Regions from separate parts of the Homo sapiens genome. Here region 1 is linked to region 2. A link is an interaction called in ENCODE POLR2A ChIA-PET data of the cell type or tissue named here. Cell type or tissue: GM12878. All regions are shown on one strand. Each heading gives the region's core, and the rest is flanking DNA. Links, peaks and the distances in the headings are about the cores only.

Evidence for each region. Peaks named below come from ENCODE experiments on the same cell type or tissue, not always from the same donor. Only the 100,000 strongest peaks of a DNase experiment are listed, where the experiment ranks them.
Region 1: POLR2A ChIA-PET joins it to region 2 with 5 read pairs; 2 of 35 experiments call an interaction of 5 or more read pairs at or near these places.

The regions. Positions count from the first base shown.
Region 1 is chr14:102,738,838-102,743,354 of GRCh38, reverse strand. LOC124903390 (a long non-coding RNA gene) reads right to left here and starts at 638. Exons shown (of 2, transcript XR_007064356.1): 1 at 1-638. In GM12878, for the core only: no CTCF peak of the experiment used is centred there; no DNase peak of the experiment used is centred there.
Region 2 is chr14:102,899,927-102,903,926 of GRCh38, reverse strand. TRAF3 (TNF receptor associated factor 3) reads right to left here. Exons shown (of 12, transcript NM_145725.3): 11 at 498-672. Among named protein-coding and RNA genes, the nearest start is that of AMN, 21 kb to the left of the region's middle. RefSeq lists enhancers at 1,994-2,423, 2,742-3,241, 3,242-3,743. In GM12878, for the core only: no CTCF peak of the experiment used is centred there; a DNase peak (open chromatin) is centred at 2,006; H3K4me3 peaks cover 2,045 bases; H3K27ac peaks cover 3,841 bases.

The DNA of each region.
Region 1 (4,517 bases), core at 1-4,000, 160 kb after region 2:
CCCAGCACTTTGGGAGGCCAAGGTGGGCAGATCACAAGGCCAGGAGTTCGAGACCAGCCTGCCCAATATAGTGAAGCCCCACCTCTACTAAAAACACAAAAATTAGCCAGACATGGTGACGGGTACCTGTAATCCCAACTACTTGGGAGGCTGAGGCACGAGAATCACTTGAAACTGGGAAATGGAGGGTGCACAGTGAGCTGAGATCAAGTCACTGCACTCCAGCTGGGCAACAAGAGTGAAACTCTGTCTTGAAAAAAATAAAAATAAATAAATAAAAGGCCATTCTAGTAGTGCAATATAAAACATCTGAAATTGAGAACTAATTGCATGGGTTTGATAGCAGCCAGGACATAGAGACGGTAGAATTAGGGAACTCAAAGACAGGTCAGTATAAGATATCCAATCTGAAGCACACAGAGAAAAATACTGCGGGGAAAACAAAAATTGAGCATCAGAGACATATGTGAAATGTAGACCTGCAGCCCCTGAAGGTGACAAAAGACAGAAAGGGACATAGCAGTAGTTAAAGCAACAATGACCAAGTATTTTTGAAGCCTGATTAAATATGTCAACTTGCCGGGCACAGTGGCTCATACCTGTAATCCCAGCATTTTGGGAGGCCAAGGCGGGTGGATCCCCTAAGGTCAGGAGTTCAAGACCAGCCTGGCCAACATGGTGAAAACCTGTCTCTACAAAAAAAAAAAAAAAATTAGCCAGGCATGCTGGCGGGTGCCTATAATCCCAGGTACACAGGAGGCTGAGGCAGGAGAATTGCTTGAACCCGGTGGGCGGAGGTTGCAGTGAGCCAAGATCATGCCATTGCACTCCAGCCTGGGCAACAGAGTGAGATTCCATCTCAAAATAAATAAATAAATATATCAACTCAGCTGGATGCAGCGACTCATGCCTGTAATCCCAGAACTTTGGGAGGTCAAGGCAGGTGGATCTCTTGAGCCCAGGAGTTCAACACCAGCCTGAGCAACATGGTGAAACACTGTCTCTACAAAAAATTTAAAATTTGCTGAGCATGGTGGCACGTGCCTCTAGCCCCAGCTACTTGGGAGGCTGAGATGGGAGGATCACTTGAGCCCAGGAGATCAAGGCTGCAGTGAGCCCTGATTGTGCCACTGCCCTCCAGTCTGGGTGATGAAGCAAGACCCTATCTCTCTAAAATATAATAATAATAAATGAAAGGCACCAACTCACAGAGTTGAGCAGCTCAGTGAACCCCCCAGGAGCATAATGAAGCAGAACAAATGCAAAGCCACATCCAGGCAATCATCATCAACTAGATGAAAGCCCTAGACAAAGAAAAAAAATTTAAAACAGCCAGAGAAAAAAGGAATGTTGGCTGGGCGCGGTGGCTCACGCCTGTAATCCCAGCACTTTGGGAGGCCAAGGCAGGTGGATCACGAGGTCAGGAGTTTGAGACGAGCCTGACCAACACAGTGAAACCCCACCTCTACTAAAAATACAAAAATTAGCTGGGTGTGGTGGTGCATGCCTGTAATCCCAGCTACTTAGGAGGCTGAGGCAGGAGAATTGCTTGAACTCAGGAGGTAGAGTTTGCAGTGAGCTGAGATTGCACCACGGCACTCCAGCCTGGGAGACAGAGCGAGACTCTGTCTCAGAAAAAAAAAAAAAAAAAAAAAAGTAATGTTATTTTCAGAGAAGTAAAATGGTTGTGTGTTGACTTTTGCTTAAAACTATGGAAGCTAGAAGACAATGGAATTACATCCTTAATGTGCCAGAAGACAAAAATAAAACCCTAATATTTTACAAACAGAAAATTTATATTTTACATCTATCAAATATAAATGCAAAATAATGATGACTTTAGTTTTTTTTTTTTTGGCTTTTTTTTTTGAGATGGAGTCTTGCTCTGTTGCCTACGCTGGAGTGCAATGGTGCAATCTCTGCTCACTGCAACCTCCGCCTCCCGGGTTCAAGCAATTCCTCTGCCTCAGTTTCCTGAGTATCTGGGATTACAGGCACCTGCCACCATGCCTGGCTAATTTTTATATTTTTAGTAGAGATGGGGTTTCACCATGTTGGCCAGGCTGGTCTCAAACTCCTGACCTCAGGTGATCCATCTGCTCTAGCCTCCCAAAGTGCTGGGATTACAGACGTGAGCCACTGCACCCAGCCAGATTTTTTTTTTAAAGGAAAGAATTTAGCAACAGCAGACATGCACTGAAAAAAGTACTTAAGTTCTTGGGCCAGGCACAGTGACTCATACCTGTACTGCCAGCACTTTGGGAGGCCAAGGTGGGAGGACGACTTGAGGCCAGGAGTTTCAGACTAGCCCTGGCAACGTAGCAAGACCCTGTCTCTACAAAAAAAAGTTGAAAATTTAGCTGGGCTGGCCAGGCGCGGTGGCTTATGCCTGTAATCCCAGCTACTTGGGAGGCTGCGGTGGGAGAATCACTTGAACCCAGGAGATGGAGGTTGCAGTGAGCAGAGATTGTGCCACTGCACTCTTGAGCTCAGGAGTTCGAGACCAGCCTGGACAACATGGCAAAATCCTGTCTCTACAAAAAAAAATTAAAAGAAAAAAAATTAGCCAGGTGTGATTTGTGCCTGTAAGTCTCAGCTACTTGGGAGGCAGAGGTGGGAGGACTGCTTGAGCCCAGGAGGTTGAGGCTGCAGAGAACCGTGATTACACCACTGCACTCCAACCTGGGCAACAAAGCAAGACCTTGTCTCACACACAAAAAATTTAAAAATTAGCCAGTCACAGTGGCATGTGCCTGTACTTCCAGCTACTCGTAGGCGGGTTAGCAGGGGAACTGAAGTGGGAGGATCACTTGAGCCGGGAGGTCGAGGCTGTAGTGAACCATGATCGCACCACTGCACTCCAGCCTGGGCCACAGTGAGACCCTGTCTCAAATGAAACTTTAGTCTGGGTGCGGGTGGTTCACGCCTATAATCCCAGCACTCTGGGAGACCAAGGCGGGTGGATCACGAGGTCAAGAGACTGAGACCATTCTGGCCAACATGGTGAAACCCCATCTCTACTAAAAATACAAAAATTAGCCAGGTGTGTGGTGGGCACCTGTAGTCCCAGCTACTCAGGAGGCTGAGGCAGGAGAATGGCATGAACCCGGGAGGCAGAGGTTGCAGTGAGCTGAGATCACACCACTGCACTCCAGCCTGGCGATAGAGTGAGACTCCATCTCAAAAGAAAAAAAAAATTTTTTAAAAACCTATCATTATTAATTTTTGTATTCTTATCTTTACTGTTTTGATCAATGTCCTTTTTTTTAATGGCATGTTAGGCCAGTAGGAGGTCCTTTAGTTTGGCTCCCAAGTCCCTCGGACGTGACCCCATCATTTTGGGTGCTTCTTTGATCTCTGGCATCAGATTCCCAGGCTCCCCTTGTATACTTCCTTCCTCCCATAGCGAAATCCAGTCACTTCTCCAAAGAACATGGTTCCTTTCCGTGGGAAATGGCATTCAGAGACCACGATCCAGCTTTGGGGCGGGGAGGTGGAAAGGTGCAGGTCACAGTGCCCCTGCCAGCCTCTGCCTTCATGTGGCACATCCAGGGCCTACCTTCCCACTGTTGAAAGCCTTGGACCACCACTGAGTGGTAAAACTTGGCTCACGGATGAATCACGACCCCTAGCAGGGTGGGCTCGGCATCTCTGGAAGTCAGATCAATCACCGACAAAGCCTTCCTGGACTCTACACAGGGAGGGAGTCTCTGGGCTAGGGTGGGGTGAGGCCTGGGGTTACCTCCTGGCCCATCCCAGCACCCCAGGCTTGAATGGTGGCACAGTTCAGCCAACTAATCCAATCATAGGAAACCTGCTGCTACCCTCCCTGTGTGGATGTTTCCATTTCTCTGTCTCCCGACTGGAATTCAGGGTCCTTCAGGGCTGGAACCCTGTCTGTCTTGCTCATCACCTGCCCAAAGCTACATTGCAGGGGCTCAAGAAATGCTTTTGCTGACAAATGCCTCAAAGGCACGATTTCCTTTTACCAAGAAGGGACTCAACAACTGGAAGGACTCACATTGCAGAGCAGGGTTTGGAACCTGCCTCAGGCTGGCTGCCCCCAAGGCATCCCCGCCCCACCCTGCTGGGTCCCAGGAAAGCCTAAGGGCTGTGCAGAGCATGCAGCTCCGGGCACTTTGCTGGGACAGGCCTGCAGGGACACGGTCCTTACTGGCTACTCCCAGAAAGGCTGGGAACCTCCCCCAGCCCCATATGCCCCGCACCCCATCCCAGTTCAACTGATGTGGGAGGCAGCTGTGGATCTACCGGCCATTTGGTTGGGGAGGCAGCTGAGTGGCCACCTCCTCACCAGGGCATCCAAAGGGATAGGGCATGTACCTGGCTCTTGCCGGCCCCACTCAAATGGAGAAACAGAACACCAGGGGCGGGAGGGGCTTGTCTCACAGCACAGTGATTCAGGGACAGAATCCAAGCCCCTGATTCCTAGCCAGGCAAGATTCAGCTTCACAGAGCTGGAAGGTGCTGCAGCCCAATGTAGGCTGGGGCAGGAAGGC
Region 2 (4,000 bases), core at 1-4,000:
GCCATTAATCCTCCTCATGTAAATATTCCCAATACTCTTTCAGTCCCCAAAGCCATAGGCCCACATCTGCTTGTGGATCAGAAACATGCTGGCAGAGCGCGGTGGGACTGCTGCCCCCTGGCCCTTAGGAGTGGGGTCTGGGGCGCCCCGACCAGCAGGTCCTGGCCTCTGCCATCTGCGCTTGGGCCTGTCCTGTGGGTCACCCTGCGGCCAGTCTCTCCCAGGAGGGCTTTGCAGCTTCCCGTGGCTGCAGCTGCCCCTACTTTCTACACCATGTAGGGCCTCACACGGAGGGGACAAGCCTGCGCGGGAAACGTTTGTCTTTGCTGGGGGACTTTCAGTAGGAAAGTCATCACACCTCTGCGTGTTACCCATAATTAGAAAAAACTGTCCTAAGGCACATGTACCTAACATAGCCCTCATCCCACGGACCCCGCCCCAGCACTCGCCCGGGGCCCAGATGCACACTGCTGGCCCGGCCCCGGCCCCTGCCTCACCTGTGTTCCGAGCCACTTGCCCCGCGCTCTTGTCCACGCTCTCCAGCTCGGTCACGCGGTTCTGGAGGGACTCCACGCTGCTCTTCATGCTGTCTGCTTCCTCCCAGTTCTGCCGGAAGGGCCGGATCTCCTTGTCAAGCTCCTTCAGTTTCTCTGCTTGGCTGTCTATCACTCGCTTCCAAACCAAAGGTGTTAAAAAGCAAAACACAGTTAGGACTCGGAAAATGCTGCACCACCTTCCATCAAATACAGACAGGCTAGGAGCAGAACAGTCAGAGGCCCCTGTATGAGGCCTGCCACCCGCGGCTCTGACTCCAGGAGTGGGGCTCTGCATCAGGCCTCCTGGGAGCTCCCTGGGATCAAGTGCTTGTGCCGGCAGGGAGCACTCGAGGTGACATGAAGCCACATGGAAGAAAACAACAGGAGGCTCCACTAAGTCAGCTTGCTTTGTCAACAGAGAGCCATCAGGAAAGCAAAGTGACAGGTGGCAAGTGTTCAGAAGACCAGGGGAGAGGTCTCCACTGTCTCTGGGGCAGGCAGCAGCTCATGCTTCTGCTGCCCACAGCAGGCTTCCCTGTTTCACAGTGGCACTGGTGCCGCCTGCCCGCCTGTTTCTCACACACCCACACCCTGGCATCAGCCAACCCCACCAGCTCTCCTGTTCAGATACCAGGATCCGACCTCACCCTCACACTCCCATGTGTCCCTCCCAGCTCTTCTCCCAGGCCACAGCACCTGTGCGGGGCCACAAGGCTCCCATGGACATCTCCTCTGCAGCCCTCGTATACCTCGGGGGCCATAATACAGAGGGTCCCTGCTTCCCAGAGAGGCCTCACCCCTGTAAGTGCAGGTCCCACGGGACAGGTGGCCCTGCATGGCTGCCACAGGGTCTCAGGTTTAGGATGCCAGAATCATGCCCATGTGGCCTCATCTTCCCTTGGAACGTCTAAAGGCCTCCTACCCTGCTGCTGGGTCTGGGGCAGAAGCACAGTCCTGTCTCTGTGGCTGCAGGGGGTTCCCCAGAACGACCCCAGGGTCCCAGGAGAAGACTCCCACTCCTCAGACCCCTCCCACCTGGATGGTGGCAGGAAAGGGCCCCAAGGCATGTCCTCAGGCCCTAGGTGAAACCCAGTGGGCCGATGCTGCAGACGCAGGGGTCTTCCCCCTCCAGCTCCACACTCAGGCTGCCAGGCCCCAGCGAGGGAGGCAGGAACGCAGAAACCCTGCCACGAACACACGAGGCTGCCAGTAACCAGGCCTGACTTTATGCTACTTCATTTAACTAATTCAGAAAGCCCTTTCCCAAAACACACAGGCTGCTCATATTTGTCACTACCTGGAGGGGTGGGAGCTGTACTCCGCCCTGGTGGCCCAGTCTGTGTTAAGGGGCTGGAGTGTCCACCTGTGAGATGAAGCCAGGGACTTAAAGGGTTTTCACTTCAAAAAATGATGTGCATTTTCAAGCAGCTTGTGATGGCTGGAGAGTTCAGTGCTCAATGCAGCTGTGGAATGACTGAGCCACCTCACAAGCTGAGGGCCACACCGGGTGCTCGAGGGGCGGGCCCCAGGGCCCCCTGAATTCACTTCTCCTTTTGGAAGTCTATTTTTAAACATCTAGGTTTCAGCACCTTTGCTGGCTGTTATTAACCACAAAGACACAAACATGACAGGTCTGGGTGGCTTTTTGGGCGTAAAAGCAGTGTTATTCTTCCTGTTCTTTCCAAGAAACATGATATTAGTTAACCTCTAAAAAGTAAGGATAATTTCTCTAAAGAACACCTCTTTCCACTGTCACTGTCCCTTTAAACTGACACTGTCACTGTCCCTTTATTTTACACAATCATACATGTTCAGAAGGATATTTAATTAGCTCACCAAGTCTATTTGCTGGGGGACAATACCACTGACGACACTGAACATCCAAATACACGGCTCCTCTAGTGAGCACCGGAAGCCTCTCGCATCTCCACCTTCTAACACGCACACTGAGCTGGCAGGGGTGCTCGCGAGTGGCAGGGGAAAGTTAATGAAAACCTGATCAACAGAGGTCTGAGAGACGCCCTTTGTAACTTAGCAAACCCCGAAATGAAGCATGAGTCCCAGGCAGGGTGGCCCAAGACAAGCTGCGCCTCACGCTGAGCCTCAGGCCCCCGAGGTTAAGAGGGGGATGGCACCGAGCCACCCCTCCCCGCGATTGTGCTACGCAAGGGCACGCCTGACCTCAAGCACAGAACGGGGAGTCTCCAGCAAGGACTCCCCCACACAGCAGGGGCCCCCGAGTCAGGAACACACAACATGCGTGCACCGCATGCACAGACCAGCACGACTAAATAAAAGGCGTCTCCATGAGCAGCAAGGGAACTCGGGCTATTTTTAAAACAGGCACTTCATCTGTATCAATGGCACCATTTCAAAGCAGAACGCAGAGTCACATCAAGTGTTCTCTAAAACGCAGCAAACGTGATTTCATCCTTGAAGAACGGTCTACACTCAGTCACTGCAGTTTCTATAAAAAATAAATCTCAAGTGCAGGTATGGAATTGTACAGAAAAAAGACTCCGACACAGAGCTGAAGAGACAGACTGCACTCCACATCAACAATCCAAATCAGAAGGTTTGCCTTCAGGGAGCATCAGCCCGTGAGCCTTATACACTTGCATGCCAGGGCTGCAACCGTGTCACCTGCTGTGATGCCTCACTCTCAGGCCACTGCGACCCTGGCACACAAGCCCGGCGCTGTGAGAAGCCCGGTGGTGCCGGCAGCCTGAGTGAAGGCCGCGTGGATGGACGTCCCTGCCTTCTGTCCCAGTGCGTGCTCCTCTACGTGTGCCCTGTGGACCCCCTGACTGTAAGAACCACCAGTTCATCTAGTCCACTGACACCAGAAGCCTGGGTCATGCTCGCACCTATGCTATCTTCTTTTTTTTCTTTGAGACAGTCTTGCTCTGTCACCCAGTCTCGAGTGCAATGGCGCAATCTTTGCTCACTGCAACCTCTGCCGCCTGGGTTCAAGTGATTCTTCTGCCTCAGCCTCCCGAGTAGCTGGGATTACAGATGCCTGCCACTGCGCCCAGCTAATTTTTCTATTTTTAGTAGAGACGGGGTTTCGCCATCTTGGCCAGGCTGGTCTTGAACTCCTGACCTCGTGATCCACCCGCCTCGGCCTTCCAAAGTGCTGGGAATATGGGTGTGAGCCACCGTGTCCGGCCTACCGGCCTAGGCTGTCTTTTTTTTTTTTTTTTTTTTTTTCCGAGACGGAGTCTTGCTCTTTCTCCCACGCCTGACTGCAGCGGCGCTATCTCGGCTCACTGCAAGTTCCGCCTCCCGGGTTCACACCATTCTCCTGCCTCAGCCTCCCGAGTAGCTGGGACTACAGGCGCCCACCACCGCACCTGGCTAATTTTTTGTATTTTTAGTAGAGACGGGGTTTCACCGTGTTAGCCAGGATGGTCTCGATCTCCTGACCTCATGATCCGCCCGCCTCGGCCTCCCAAAGTGCTGGG